Regions from separate parts of the Mus musculus genome. Here all the other regions are linked to region 2. The links are chromatin loops, found by intact Hi-C in ENCODE. Cell type or tissue: heart. All regions are shown on one strand.

Region 1 (5,000 bases), 200 kb after region 2:
AGAACTCAGCACACACAGCCTGTTCTGGCTTCCCACCCACATGACCCATTGGCCCTTTCCACCTGTACCCCTCAAAAAAGCCCTTAAAGCCGGGCGTGGCACACGCCTTTAATCCCAGCACTCGGGAGGCAGAGGCAGGCGGATTTCTGAGTTCGAGGCTAGCCTGGTCTACAAAGTGAGTTCCAGGACAGCCAGGGCTATAAAGAGAAACCCTGTCTTGAAAAAACCAAAACCAACCAACCAACCAACCAACCAACCAAAAAAACCCCCAAAACCAAACCAAAAAGCCCTTAAATACGCTCTCATCCCTGGAAGAATACAGCAGACATCCCACTGCAGTAGTCTCCAGAGATCATTTTGTCCATATTCATGGCTGTCTGAACCCTCCTCTCCACCTCTGCCCCTTTTGTCCCCTCAGGCTGGTGACCTCCGGGGAGAAAAGTGGGAAGGAGGAGGGCATACAGAGACATACTTGCATGTTAGCGATCAGAGACACTGCTCACCATGGCACTAAGCACAGCATACTTCCCAACATGCACTCAGCCTCAACAGCCCATGGCACTGCTGCTGAGCCAGGTAGGGATGGATGGTGGGACAGATTGCAGACTGCACAAGGAACTTAGGTTTGACGCATGTCCAAAGCCCTGGCTCCACACCCAGAAATGGATTTTAGTGATTTGCTTGGGAGAGATATGCCAAATTTGATTTCTACAATTGGGCTGGAGGGTATGCCTGGGCTCCAACAAGAACCAGCCCCATTCCTCCTGTCATAAACCTCCCAGCAGGGCTGGAGAGATGGCTCAGTGGTTAAGAGCACTGACTGCTCTTCCAGTGGTCCTGAGTTCAATTCCCAGCAACCACATGGTGGCTCACAACCATCTGTAATGGGATTTAATGGCCTCTTCTGGTGCGTCTGAAGACAGCTACAGTGTATTCATATAAATAAAAAAAATAAAATTGAAATATCATTTAAAAAAAAAAAAAACCTCCCAGCAGCAATCCAACCCAGTTAGGCAGTTGTACCGGCACAGTGTGTGAGCCCTGACCATGGTGGCCACTGCTGCTGCTAGCATCAACACCAGCATCTTGCCTGGTTCTCCACAGCTAACACTGCTCTTCAACCGCCAAGCTTGAGAAAGTGTCTGAGCATGCGTGAGGTTAGGCCGCTTCTCTCCTACCCGCCTCTTGTCTGGGCACGCGCACCAGGTAAGAAGGCCACTAGCAGGACCTTTTGGACGTGTCGGACAAAAGCCCGGTTAGGTCTACGCAGAGGAAACTGGAAGGAGTGGGCATGCGCAATATGGAAGCAGAGCTCGCACATTTCAAACCTGAAAATTACACCCAGGTTCCCAGATCCATAAGTCAAAATCCAAAGCATGCCCAAACTTCAAGGAGGTCACCACAGCACTAGCATGAGCACACGTGGGTGTGGAAGCAGAGCTTTGGGCATGCATCAATCCACTCCCTGCTTTGTGGAGCCGGAGCATGCACACGGGTCTCTTGGGACGTGTCCTGGAAGCTTCAGTGTTTTGGTAAGTGCCTCACGGACCACTGACAACAAAGGCAACGCTGAGCAGGCGCACCTGCGCACGGCCTTTAGCATGCATACTATACGAGAGGCAAAAGCCCTCCAAGCACGCCTCCTCCAGTGTGGAGTGAAGATGCCACCAACTGCGTAGGGAGATGTAGTAAAACCTGTTGTTGTGTATCAACAAAGAACGCTGAAAAGACTAAAGTTAAAGGAGGGGTGCGCTGTACTTTTCTTCCGATGCCTTCAGAACACAGAATTTACCCTGTAAAACCTTTTTGATGGCAGTAGAAAAACAGAACGCAGTACTAAGGTACAGCTTGGACAGGACAAACCAGTAGTTGTAGGAACTGGGAGGGGCCACGCTTCTTCCAGGCCCCCTTCCTAGAGCGATGCCCCCCGCCCCCTCCGCACAAGCTCCAGTCTGGAGTCACCGCTCTGGCCACGCCCCTATGTCAAGCCCCGACCTTTGAGCCCGCCTTCGGCCATATCCCTGATTCCAGTTCCTCCAATCCCTGCCTGGTGGAGCGCCCCCCATTCGGACCACACACCAGTCCTGCTTTCTCCGTCATGTTTCCTCAAGCTTACTACACCTCTCACTTTTTCATCCAGATCCTCAAAGTCCTCTCTAGAACATCCTTCATCGGGCCACGCCCCCTTGCCGTCCAACTCCAAGCCCCGCTCTGAGCCTTGAACCACGCCCCTACTCCGCCCTCCCATCCCCAAACCCAGTCTCCCTCTGACCACGCCCACTCACTCACCTTATTCAAGCTCCGCCTCTCCAGCCCGAAGCACGCGAGCGTCATCACGTGCGCAAACGGGGGGCGAGCAGAGATGACGTAAGTGCGGTGCGCCGTCAGTATGGCTGTTCCATGGCGGCGAGCACAGGCTACGTGCGGCTCTGGGCCGCTGCGCGGTGCTGGGTTCTGCGGCGGCCGCTGCTGGCTGTCACCGGAGGCCGGGTCCCGAGCGCGTCCGGGTCGTGGCTGCGCCGAGGATGTCGGGCCTGCGACATGTCAGCTCCCTGGGGCGGCCGCGTTCTTCCCGGCGGGGTCCAGTGGCGGGGGCTGTGGGACTCGGGCAACCGCGGTGGCAGCGACGAGACCTCCGAGGGCGGTGCGGAGGACGGGGCCACGGCGAGCACCGGGGAAGGCCCGGTCGTCACAGCGCTCGCGCCCATGACCGTCCCGGATGTGTTTCCTCACCTGCCGCTCATCGCCATCACCCGCAACCCTGTGTTCCCGCGCTTTATCAAGATCGTGGAGGTAACCAGAGCCCCCGCTCCCCTGCTCTGCTAGCGGGACCGAGTGGTCTCTCAGCTCCCTCGCGTCTAAGAAACTTTTGGAACCGCACTCCTGCTTGTCATCGCACCACTCTGAGGCAAGAGGATACCACAGTCCTTGGTGGCTCACTTGGACACAAATTCTTCCCTTTTTCTGGTCCTTCAGGACCCGAGATAGTGAGTGTAGAAATCCCAGGCCGACTAGCAACAGAGTATAGTTATTTCGCTTCCATCCTGGTGAAAGTTTTGTAACGCCTTCTCAGCCTTGTTCAATGGTGTAGAGTTTATTCATTGAGACAGCCTTATGTATCTTTTGTCTTGAGACATTCTCCTTTTTCACACCCTTAATTACCCGCGTAATGTATCGGGCATAGTTGTGGGGATACAAAGTTACAGGCTTTAGGTATTACATTGTAGGAGTAGGAGAAAGGCCGGAATTACTGGAGTCTGAGTGGTTTACCAAAAAAAAAAAAGGGACAGGATTTTTTTTTTTTCCCTGACACTGTCCCTGACATCTTCCTGGTATTTACCCCTAAAAAGAAAGAAACTTCAAACAGCCTTTTAACTAAGGGAGGAAAATTCCACTGCAGGAAGCTGATCCCATCTGATCCTTTCAAATTAGCTGGCCATGAAGAGGGAGGGAGAACAGGATGATGAAATCAACAGAAAGCAGAGACTTTTAAAGGGGAATTTTCAATCTGCCATCTATTCCCCTATGTCTTGAGTTCACAGAGAGCAGTGGTTATCAGTTAACCTACTAGCAAGGTCATACAGTGAGTCACAGCCACATCACCCGCAGGCCCCCTCCATTCTCTTTGCCCTGCCAACCCTTGAAGGGAAGTGTATCAGCACAGATGTGGGGAGGGTTAAAGCGAGCTCCTCCACCTACCTCCACTCCCATGCTTCCAAGGCCCATCTCACGTTGTCTGTCTGGTAGAAGGACACACACATTTGCCAGATAACTTCTGTAGGGTAACACGGCATCATCACCTATCTACAAGTTGCTCCCCAGGGCCTTAGTTTTCCTCACCTGGGAAATGGACATAATAGCAGTTCCTGTCTTGGAATCAGAGAACTCTTGTGGAACTCACACAAACTGTATGTAAAGGCTATTTTGGTTTTGGTTGAGGCAGGATCTCATGTAGCTCAGGCTGCCCTTCTAGTTGCTGTGTAGTTGAAGTTGGCTTTAGCTCCAGATCTTCCATCTCTTTAGCTTTTGGGTAAGAAGTGCCTCATCTGGTCCTGAGTGACTGAGTTATAAGTCTCTGCTGTTTGCTGCTTGGAGGGGGTTTCCTCATACCGTGATGCTCATAGGACTTGTTATGCCTGGCAGGCTCTAGTAGTGTAGAACTGCTCTGGAGGCCCATTCTGTATCCTCTTTATTCTCAGGGCTTCTCAGACCAGGGCTGCCCACACCTGGTTCCTTAACCCTACTGTGGAGACAAATGTGTGCTGGGGCAAGAACAAAGAGATGCTTCTTCCAAGTGAACCCAATGTGCCATTGGGAGCTAGCTGTCAAGGGTGTGGTGTTGAGACAGTGGTGTGTGCTTTCCTGTTGGTATCACCTCATAAAATGACCAGAGTCAGGGAGAAAAAGATGCTGAGACCCATCACAGAACACTTACCTGGGAGCTAGTGAATAGTTGTTTTTTTATTTTTTTTTTGTTTTTTGGTGCAAAACTCAGCTTTTGGTCTACAGCCATCAGACTCATGTGCTGTCTTTGGCTCTGCAGGCTGGTTAGGGTTCTGTGTAGACTGTTTGCTTATCATGCACGAGGCTCACACAGACCGGATGTAGAGTCAAACACCTGTCATCCGAATGCTCAGAGGGTAGAAGGAGGAATCTTCCGATCAGGAATTCAGGGTTATCCAAGGCCAGCATGAGTTGCTGTGAGGAGACACTATGACCAAGGCAACTTTTAAAATAAAAGTTTTTACTTGGGGCTTGTTTATAGTTTAAGAACATCAAAGTGGGGAGTGCAGTGGCAGGCAGACATGGCACTGGAGTAGTTGCTGAGAGCTTGCATCTGATCCACAGCTTGAAGGCAGAGAGAAACCTCAAAGCCCACCCCAGTGGTATACCTCCAGCTAGGTGACGCCTCCCAATCCTTCCTAAACAGTTCCTATGACTGGGGACCAATTGTTCAAATATATGAACCTATGGGAGCCATTCTTGTTTAACACCACAGA
Region 2 (5,000 bases):
GCTATTATAAAGTTTTTCTCTGAATAGTTCATCTCTTGCAGATCTGCCTGCCTCTGTTAAGCACAGAGAATAAACCAGCTGGGTGGGACCCATCCTGAAATTACCATTTGTATTACACCTGGGCCTAACCTTGCTCTATTCTAGGCTGACCCTGAACTCAGGTGTTTGTCTGCCTTTGTAAGCATAAACAAAAAGATGTAGCTGGGTGGAATCTCCTTTGATCACCACTCCCTAAATCTCCTTGTCTCCTAGTTTAGTATCTTTCTGACAAGTTGGCTCACAGCACCGCTGTCCTTGTTCCTTTAGATTCTTGAAGCCCTTCATGTTTCATATTGCATCCTTATATTTTTTGATATCTATATTTTTTTTCTTTTTGAGAAATTATATATTTTTGAACTCATGTTTTTAGGGTTCTTTTCCACAGCCTTAAGGGTTGTCTTGAAGGTTCCAAGGCTCACCATTTATGATACATTAGCCTCATCTTTACCTCCTGGACTTGTATTCTAACTACCATGGAGTCATTAACAGTAACAGGCAGGACACTCCTTGAAGGAAGGGCATAAAATGTGTACACTGTTATCCAAAGGAGCCCTACACCCAAAGCGGCCATTGACATTCTAGTAGGCCCATGCCCAATGGCCCTGTCCCAGGGGCAGGAACCATGTCATTTTGTCCCCACCAAGGCCATGCAGGACCTGGCAGATTCACAGCTCTTGTCTTCCAAAGGGGTTTCTGAGAAACCCAAGTAAACTCACAGGTGAATCCTGGATAGTTGACATGGAAAAAAAACTGGGGGAAAACAAAAAACAAAAAAATAAAAAACCCTGACTCCTGCCTGCCATTGTTACTCTAACATAAAAAACATATGTTTGGAAGAGGGGAACAGGGCTTTCTGCCAAGCCGAATGATCCTTGGAGGACACAGGGGAAAGGCAGAAAGTGTTCACAAGTTGTCATCTGATCACATGTGTATCATATCATGTACATATCACATCCTAAAGAAATAAATGTAAAAATACTAAAACTCTATGTAAGGAGTGAGCCAGCTGTATCGTCAGCGAGTGAGAGGCTTAGAACTCTGAGGTGTGTGGCTGAGATGAGAGGTTCTCTTTCCTTCCCATCCACAAGTGTCCCAGGTCTAGAAACCCTCCTGCACTTCTTTCCACAGTCTCCTTGCTAAAGACCAGGTTTCCAACCCATGAGCTCTGGGGACACACTTCTCAGTCTCTAAAACCAATGAGTTCTGAAGGGCCACAGTTTGGTCCAAACAGATTCAGGCTCATTCATGCATAGCCATTTGCCTCCATGATAGTTACAGTTGAGTCTATGGGACTGGGTCTCTCAGCACGGGGGTGGGGGTGGGGGTGGGGGATGGGGACCGGACACTAGCTTTGTAGTGTAGGCAGCCAACAAAGTGGTGTTGTGGCACCAGGCTTCCAGTTGCTCCAATATATTTATTTTGGAAACTCCAGTCCTAGAGGCAGCGTCTACTGCCTTTCTCGCGGCCTAAGTTCAGGATTTCATGAGTTAGACTGTGCACAAATGCTTGGTGGCACCTGCCTCTCACCCTAGTAGTCAAGGACCTAAGACAAAAAGAACATTAACTTGGACTACATAGTGGGAATCTAGTCTAGCTTGGACTACTTAGCAAGACCCTGACTCACCGCTTTGGGCACATAAGCCCAAATTACCCATGTTCACTGGTGCAATTGGACGTTCAATGAATGAATGAATGAATGAATGAATGGAGCTATGGTCTGACAGCTCCTCCGCACTTGGGTCTCTGGGTTTAAACCTTTCCTTTTGCGTTAACTTTTCATTCTGTTTGTGTCATCCCACCAAAATATAAGCTTTATGAAGAGTCCACATTGAGACCTGTATATATATATGAACCAGAGAGGACAGAGAAGCGAGATGGGGTGGGTGAGGAGTTGTCAGCTTAGCCAGGACTGGTGAACACACACCCATCATCCCAGCACTAGGAGATGGAGCCAGGAAAATCAGGTGTTGGAGGCCAGCTTAAGCGGTGTAGTGAGTGTATACAAGACACCGGCTCAAAAAAAAAAAAAAAAAAAAAAAAAAAAGGAGAAGCGCTGGAGAGGAGGCTTCTGCTCTTGCAGAGGACCCGGGATCGGTCCCTGCTCAATTAGGCGGCTCATAGCAGACGGTCACTCTGGTTCCAGGGCGATCCAACGCTCTCTTCGGGTCTTCATGCGCATTGCATGCACACGCATAGACAACAATCTTTAAAAAAAAAGTTTTCAGTTTGTGGACCATGAAAGAGCAGGCGCAAGGCCAGAGTCTGCTGCTCCCCTTAGACGGTGAGCGCCTCCGGTCTAGCGGAATCACCGTAACTCCGCAAAACACGCACTGCCACCAGTGGGCCCTCGCGCACCTCCTTAGAGCCAACCCTTCCCGGGAGCCGCGCGCCTCCCGCCAGGCCCCGCCCTCCTTCTCAGCGATTGGCTGGTATTCTACCCAAGGACCTGCCCCTTCACCTCTGACGGGCACTATGAAAGCCAATGGGGAGATCGCCCGCCCTCCCCGAGGCCGTTGGAGGCGGGCATGGGCGGGCCGTTGGAGGGGGCGGGGCGTGCAGCTTGGTAACCGTTGCCGGGCGCAACGCCCCGCCCCGTGAGGGCAGCGCGAGGCTGAGGCGGGCGGGCGCCTGCTGCGGGCGGGCGCTGCGGGCGGGCGGGAGGGCGGCGGGAGCCGGAGGAGGAGCGGCCGGCGCCGCCACCGCCGCCGCCATAGAGACTGTAGCCGTGGAGACTGTTACTTACCAACGCGGAGCGACACGCAGCGGCCGACGCCGCGGGAGCCGCTACCGGAACTCCCTGCCGAACTCCAGGTGAGCGGTGCGGGCCGGGGCAGGGGGCGGTGGCGGAGGGGGGGGGGACCCCGCTGGAGGGGGGTCGCGGGGGCGGGCGCGGCCGGACCCGGCGCCCCAACTTTGCAGACGCCAACCTCATCCAATCCTGATAGGCGCCTCTGATTTGGGGGAGCCCTGGGCTGGGTGGAACCCCTCTCACACTCTCAAAAGTTTGTAAAGTGAAGCGATCTCTTCTCGCCTTTGACGCACTAAATCTGACTTTGAGGAGCGGGGACTCCAGAAGACCCCTCCTTGTCTCTTACTCCACAACACCTGAAACTCGGAGGCGCCCTCAAACTAGTCAGTCCTCTCTTTGACTACTCCCAAAGCCTGAATTGGAGTTGCCCCAAACCCGCTCCTTGCTGTCATCCCCCTAAAACCTGAGTTGGGGGCTCCCACAGAGCCAGCCATTCTCGTCCAAGTCTGAAAACCCAGAGGCACCGTCTCCCTTTTATACTTATGAAATCGGGGTTCTGGCTTTTATCCATGTACTTAACTCCGAGGGTACTCTTCTGCTTGCCTCATAGTTCTGACCCTCGGGTTTCCTTCTTGACTTAGGATTTGGGGGCTCCGGCACCGTTTTCTTGTGCTTTGACCAAAATAGTCACTGCGTTTGTTCTGTTCTGGAAGGAACTCCTCCCTTCGCGTTTTCTTGCCCATCCCAAATACCCCCGGCGCCCCAAATCCTCGGACCACTCTCCCCTGGAACCCGACACCGCTGCGTTTGGGGGTCCTTTACCATGCCGCTCCGGGAAGCTCAAGCGCACCCATAGCGTCCTCTTTGCCGAGATCCCCAATCTAGAAAACTTTCCCGAAGGAAAATATTGTGTGAACCGTTTGTAGGAAGATCCAGGAGGCCGGGAGAGTGCGTGCGCAGCCCTCCTGTGCACAGGCAGCACATCCCAAAACACCGGATTGTCTTCCTCGCCCCTTTCCATGGGTCATATCCGAGTTCGCAGTTGGGATTCGCTAGGGCTGCGGTTGTTTCCTTGGACCCTAGAGAGCTCGGTTCCGGACAGAGCCCCCTAGGGTGGCGGGGAGGGGAGTTGGGGCGGGGAACGCACCAAGAAACAGCTGGGACCGCTGTCTCTCCTGAGACTTCACCCCTACTTTAGTACGTCTCCGGAACACTCCGGTACTCAGGTCCCCCAGGAAAAATCCTACAACGATTGAGTGTTAATAAATGTAACTTTATTAGCATGTACATAAGTGTGGCCTTCTCCTGTGTGTATAATGTGTTGTAATCATAACCACCACTCGCCTCTCTTGACCCTGATGACCCCCACTCCTCCAGCCCTGGCTTGCTTCTACTTTTTGCTCCCTTTTTCCTTGAAGGGAACAGAGTTCAGTTGGGGCCACGGCGCAGAGGACAGTGGGTCCCTCCTCAGAAGTGGCCGTCAGGTCCTCGGGAGTCAGATGACTCTTTTCTTATTGTCAAAAGTGATTTGCTTTCCGATTTAAATTTTTACGTGTATTTATTGTGTGTGACTATACTGCACGTGCACACACCCCCGGAGGTTAGAGGACAGATTACAGGAGACTCCCTTCAGCACTTGATCTTGGGAGCTCAGTACACTTGGTGGCAAGAGCCCTTACCTGCGCATCTCCCTGCCAGTGGAATGAGCTTTAAACTTAAAGTGAAGCGAAGACAATTCTAGAACAGTGATGATATTAATAAAATAATAATGACGTAAAACTTCTCTTAAAATGTTTTCCTGTTTGAGTTTTTAACGTCAGCCTCAGCCTGTGAAGGTGCCTGTTTGATGGGACTGAGCTCTGGCTGAGTCCCTGCCGGTCCTCAGTGGAGCTTGGGTTCAGGGACTGAATGGACTAGAAAATCCACCCAGGTGTGGCCACTCATCCACTCCCACTGGAGAAGGAGGGCTCAGGCCTCAGAGAGAGGAATCTAAGGCTGTTAGCATCAGGCCTACCGCCTGTCTGGTGGGTCACTGTGGATACCTGAGCCCCAGGGCCACTACAGGGCTGTGAAGGACTTGTCAACACACTGGCCCTCTAAAATACAGCCTGTCATTCTCTTGCTGCATGAAGTATCCCTGGCACTTTAGACTGTATTAGTAGTGGCATTTTAAAAATCTTTATTATGTGTGTGTGTGTGTGTGTGTGTGTGT
Region 3 (5,000 bases), 160 kb before region 2:
GAATTAAATGTGTGCACTACCATACCCTGCTTTGAGCGATTTTAAATTTTAGATTCTGTAGGAGGCACAAGGCTGCATGTCTTCCCCAAAGGGGCTATCTCTGACCCCACAACCAGGCTGTCCTGGCTTACCTGGGCTGTTGATATACATATGAATGGGCTTCTTGTTGCTTTCAGACTGTAAGAACAACAGCTGGGCAATGACCAGACTGGCCACACTGTCGTCAATCTGCAGGTGGGGAGAGCAGAGGTATCCTCAGGTTGAAGGTGGGATGGATAGAGGCTTAAGGAGTTGAGGCCCTGGGAACCAGGAATTTCCAGCACAGGAAGAGATGGCTGGGGAAGCCCCAGATAGTGGAAGACCCTAAGCTGGGGACAAGACTGGGACGGAGTGCTCTCCTAGCAGGCAAAAGGCCCTGGGTTTAAGCACTGCCTACACCTGGTCTGGTTTAGGAACCTCATCCCTCCCTCAAATGTCCTGTCAGCTACATGGGGAGTTCAAGGCCAGCCTGGGACCCTGACTCAGAAGACCAAAGGATAAACTGAAACAAAGAATGGCTGACAACAGCAGACTATGGTAAGAATGCACATTTTACATTCCAACGTTTGGGAAGCTATGGCAGGACGATGGAAAGGTAGGGGCTAGCCTGTACTACAAAGCAAAAATTTTGCTCAAGTTTTTTTTTTTTTTTTTTAAAGAATGTTTAAGGTCAGGGTCTAGGGCCTAGGGTCTAGGAGGTCACCAAGGATGAGGGGGAAGAGGGGGTTATATGACACAGAGCTTGACAAAGGATAAATGTTGGTGAGACAACAAGGTGTGCCCGGGAAGGACCGGGGTCGCTCACCGGGCCCATGACGCACACGATGCGTTCCCGCAACAGCCTCGAGTATATGTCATAAGCGCGCTCGCCTCGACCCTTCGTGGGAAAAGAAGATGTGAAAGGTCATCCTCCCTTGCACGCCGACCGACTACAAGCCTCCGCGCCATGTCCCCATCAGGTCACCGTACCGTCTGCTCCACCACTATGGGGATGAGCGGGAAAGCTCGCGTCGCAGTTCCATGCAGGCTCCTCCGCAGGGGTGAGCAGCTCACAGCAGTCCATGGCGGGGAGAAATGCACGGCAAGGCGAGACAACAGAGCGCGACATCCGTCCACAGCCACCCGGGCCTCCCCCAGCAGCACTCTGGGCCACATGACGACGCGCACTCCGGCTTGGCTTCCGGAACTACAACACCCGGCGTGCTTTGCGGGAGTCACTGGCTCATCCACTTCCGAGAACAGAATAAGCGGAACTGAAGAAGGCGGGGATAAGTCTGTGGGTGGGGTCCTCGTTAGAGGTAGGCGTTCGAATAAATAAGAAAAACCCGCGTATTAGTCCCATGGAAGTTCTCGGACGAGGTTGCGCTGTTCCCGGTGCCCACGCGGGAAGAAGCTCACGGAGGTGCTCACCAAAGGGTGAGAAGAGGCTTAGGGGACGCACCAGCCCACCACCATCGTCCCGCAGCAATCAGGTCCACGTGCTGGCCTGTAACCAATTGATCTTCCAGAACTACAATTCCCAGCTGCTTTGCGACCCCTGACTCCCGTATAGGCTCGCTAGAGAAAGGAGGAGAGTGTCTCTGGGACAGGACTTAGACCAGGAATCGCCAGGGGATTTATTGAACAATGTAGTTTAGGGCATTGTGAACACTGAGATAGGAGAGGAGGCCTGGATCTTGCCACAAGTTCTGGACGTTCGCTACACCTGTATTCGTTTTCAGAGGGCGTCCAGCTTTCTAGAAGCGTTCCTTTTTTGTCCAAGTAAAACTGGAGGGTAGGTAGACAGTGCCTACTGTCCATGTGCATGGTCCTATACCTTGAGAAATACTGTGCCCGCCATCTCGATCTGTCGCCGTAAGACCAAGATTCTGGGAGCTCCCCCCACCGCCATACCTGCCTCGTCTGTGCCTACGTTGCAGCTGGAGGCTCTTGGAAGAGGTGAAACTGAGCCATTGAACCTGCGACAGTCAGGCAATCACCTCTGCATTCATCTTCTTTGTCTTCCCTGCAACTCTTTTAAAAAAATAATATAGATATAGATATTTAGATATAGATTTATTTATTATTATTCATAAGTACACTGTAGCTGTCTTCAGATGCACCAGAAGAGGGCGTCAGATCTCATTAAGGGTGGTTGTAAGCCACCATGTGGTTGCTGGGATTTGAACTTAGGACCTTGGGAAGAGCAGTCAGTGCAACTCTTTTTAGCAGCCACACTTTTTCCCACGTGTCACTCCCCTCTGCCCTGTGCTAGGCTCCTTTACAATACATCTGTATCGGGCTGAGACATCATGCTCTGCTACCACCTCAGGCACATTCTGGAACTTTCTTAATTGTCGCCTGATGTAAGCATTACTTAAAGCGGTTGCCATGTTCCCTGAGGAAGATACACTTGCGTAACTGGAGACTTGTACCTTTAAATTGCATAAAAGCCAGACATGACCATCAAAAGCCAGAGATGTTTTTCCCTAGAGCTCTCCAAACGACACAGGCTCTTGTCATTACTCTGGGTTGCTCACCATAATTAGATGACAAGACTCAGTTGCTGAAGACACCAGTCACTTTGGTGTCTTCATGGGTCATGCAGAAACCAAACTGGAATTGACCTGGAGATTTCCTCCCAGCTGATTCAATTTCATAGTACCAGAAGGTAACATTTGGTCTGGATAAGACCACTTATGACAAAAGTCATAAGTGGTCTTATCCAGGGGTGGACCTCGAGTGCTGCAACTCCATCTGGTGGCAAGATGTGGCTGCTGGTGCACTGGTGGCATGAGAGCTATGGTGAACTCAAGGCTGCTCTGCAGGAGGGGACCACGCTCAGTGCTATAACCTGACTAGAGCCCACACTCCAAGGTTACACAACAAGGAGAGAAACTTGCCTTCCGTTGCTCTGCCAAATGGTTGTGCTGTGAAACTGCCTTCTGAATATTTGTCCCCATAGATTGCCGCTCTGGGCCCTCGTCAGAGATGCTTCACTTTGCAGCAGGAAGCGGGAAATTCAGAGGCTCTCAAGTCCGAATGCAGAGGAAGAACTGGCTACGAGTGCTTGCTCTAAGAGGGGCAAGAGCTGTGAAAGGTTGTCTAATGGATGTCTGGTGGCCATCATCCTTGTGACCTCACAGCAGCTGGACAAGATCAACCCAGCTAGATCAGCCAGTGTCCCAGCAGGCAGCAGTTCCTGGACTCCATGTGTTACAGAAAAGGGACATGAAGGTGGGAGGAGGCTGTGCCAGGAGTGTTGGGAGGAAGAGCAATAATTCTGAGTAAACACTTGGTATAAATGTGTGAAATTGTTAAAGAATAAAAGATAAAAATAGCCGGGCGTGGTGGCGCATGCCTTTAATCCCAGCACTTGAGAGGCAGAGGCAGGCGGATTTCTGAGTTCAAGGCCAGCCTGGTCTACAAAGTGAGTTCCAGGACAGCCAGGACTATACAGAGAAACCCTGTCTCACCCCCCCCCAAAAAAATAAAGAAATAGTCCAGATGTGGTAGTGTACACCTTTAATCCCAGCACTCAGGGAAACCCTGCCTTGAAAAACCAAGGAATAAATAAATAAGCCGTTAAAAGAAAAACAAGCCAGGGCATAGTGGTACATACCATTTTTTTTTCTAGATTGTGTGTGTGTGTGTGTGTGTGTGTGTGTGTGTGTAGCCCTGGCTGTTCTAGAATTTGCTCTATAGAAGACTAGGCTGGCCTCAAACTCAGAGATCTGCCTGCCTCTGCCTCCCAAATACTAGGATTAAAAGGTATGCACCACCACGCCCCACTCTGCAGTGTACCTCTTTAATCCCAGCACTCAGGAAGCAGAGACAGGAGGATCTTGTCTCTGTTTGATGCCAGCCTGATCTATATTGGGAGTCCCAGAGCAGCCAAGGCTACATAGAGAGAACATGTACCAAAAAAATCAAGCAAGCAAACAACCCCCCCCCCAATGACAAGTATTTTGTTGATTTTGAAGGTTTGTTGTTATTTTTAATTGTGGAAGTGTGAATGTAAAGGTGCTGCAAGGGGCCGGAAGGAGATGTCAGATCTCCTGGAGCAGAAGGTACAAAAGGTTGTGAGCTGCCTTATGTGGGTTCTGGGAGTCAAAAACCCAGGTCCAAACAAGAATAGCAAGCGCTCTAAGCTGTTGTGCCTCTCACTCTATGCTCAGGTTAGCCTGGAATTCATGGCGATCTTCCTGCCTCAGCCTCAGGACTACTGAGGCTGCAGCACCAAGCTAGGCTCACTGCTAATAGGTCTATTCCTTTTTCACATAAGTGCCTTTGTCTGTCCGGCAATTGGATCTTTCTAGAATGCAGTAACTATCTTTTCCTTGAAATCCTCTCCTCCTCCTCCTCCTCCTCCTCCTTTAAAGAATTATTTATTTTATATATGTGAGTACACGATAGCTGTCTTCAGACACACCAGAAGAGGGCATCAGATCTCATTATCCCATTACAGATGGTTGTGAGCCACCATGTGGTTGCTGGGAATTGAACTCAGGACCTCTGGAAGAGCAATCAGTACTCTTTTTTTTTTTTTAAATATTTATTTATTTATTATATGTGAGTACACTGTAGCTGTCCTCAGACACTCCAGAAGAGGGAGTCAGATCTCGTTATGGATGGTTGTGAGCCACCATGTGGTTGCTGGGATTTGAACTCCTGACCTTCAGAAGAGCAGTCGGGTGCTCTTACCCACTGAGCCATCTCACCAGCCCGCAATCAGTACTCTTAACCACTGAGCCCTTTCTCCAGCCCTTGAAATCCATTTCAACCAAGTTGAAGTTCTGGGGAGGGGGTTCTGGAAAGGAGTTGGAGTCTGCTTTCTATTCTTCAAAGAGTTATACAATTTCCTCATTTGGTGATTTTTGTCTATTTGGGACAGGGTCTCTAGGACAGGCTGGCCTGGAACTTCCTATGTTGCCAAGGCTGGCCTCCTTTTGGGGGGTTGGGTTGGCAGACATGAGCCACCA

The links. A loop is a pair of places that touch in the nucleus more often than their neighbours do. Peaks named below come from ENCODE experiments on the same cell type or tissue, not always from the same donor. Only the 100,000 strongest peaks of a DNase experiment are listed, where the experiment ranks them.
Region 1: a loop joins it to region 2, with 2.8 times the contacts of the local background. A loop is called at or near these places in 1 of 42 quality-filtered maps.
Region 3: a loop joins it to region 2, with 2.2 times the contacts of the local background. A loop is called at or near these places in 1 of 42 quality-filtered maps.

The regions. Positions count from the first base shown.
Region 1 is chr17:56,624,274-56,629,273 of GRCm38, reverse strand. Lonp1 (lon peptidase 1, mitochondrial) reads left to right here and starts at 2,371. Exons shown (of 18, transcript NM_028782.2): 1 at 2,371-2,793. The coding sequence starts at 2,401. Catsperd (cation channel sperm associated auxiliary subunit delta) reads right to left here and starts at 1,131. Exons shown (of 22, transcript NM_175350.3): 1 at 1,024-1,131. The coding sequence starts at 1,085. In heart, no CTCF peak of the experiment used is centred here; DNase peaks (open chromatin) are centred at 1,223 and 2,283; H3K4me3 peaks cover 2,903 bases; H3K27ac peaks cover 2,201 bases; H3K27me3 peaks cover 535 bases.
Region 2 is chr17:56,828,733-56,833,732 of GRCm38, reverse strand. It overlaps Rfx2 (regulatory factor X, 2 (influences HLA class II expression)), which reads left to right and starts at 2,725. Exons shown (of 17, transcript NM_009056.2): 1 at 2,725-2,850. In heart, a CTCF peak has its summit at 2,360; DNase peaks (open chromatin) are centred at 2,502 and 3,892; H3K4me3 peaks cover 2,601 bases; H3K27ac peaks cover 1,294 bases; H3K27me3 peaks cover 2,034 bases.
Region 3 is chr17:56,986,522-56,991,521 of GRCm38, reverse strand. Clpp (caseinolytic mitochondrial matrix peptidase proteolytic subunit) reads right to left here and starts at 1,258. Exons shown (of 6, transcript NM_017393.2): 1 at 1,009-1,258; 2 at 845-916; 3 at 132-228. The coding sequence starts at 1,194. It overlaps Gm33509 (a long non-coding RNA gene), which reads left to right and starts at 1,599. Exons shown (of 2, transcript XR_385672.4): 1 at 1,599-1,813; 2 at 2,984-3,360. In heart, CTCF peaks have their summits at 2,143 (motif pointing right) and 2,790 (motif pointing left); DNase peaks (open chromatin) are centred at 1,231 and 1,861; H3K4me3 peaks cover 2,101 bases; H3K27ac peaks cover 1,947 bases.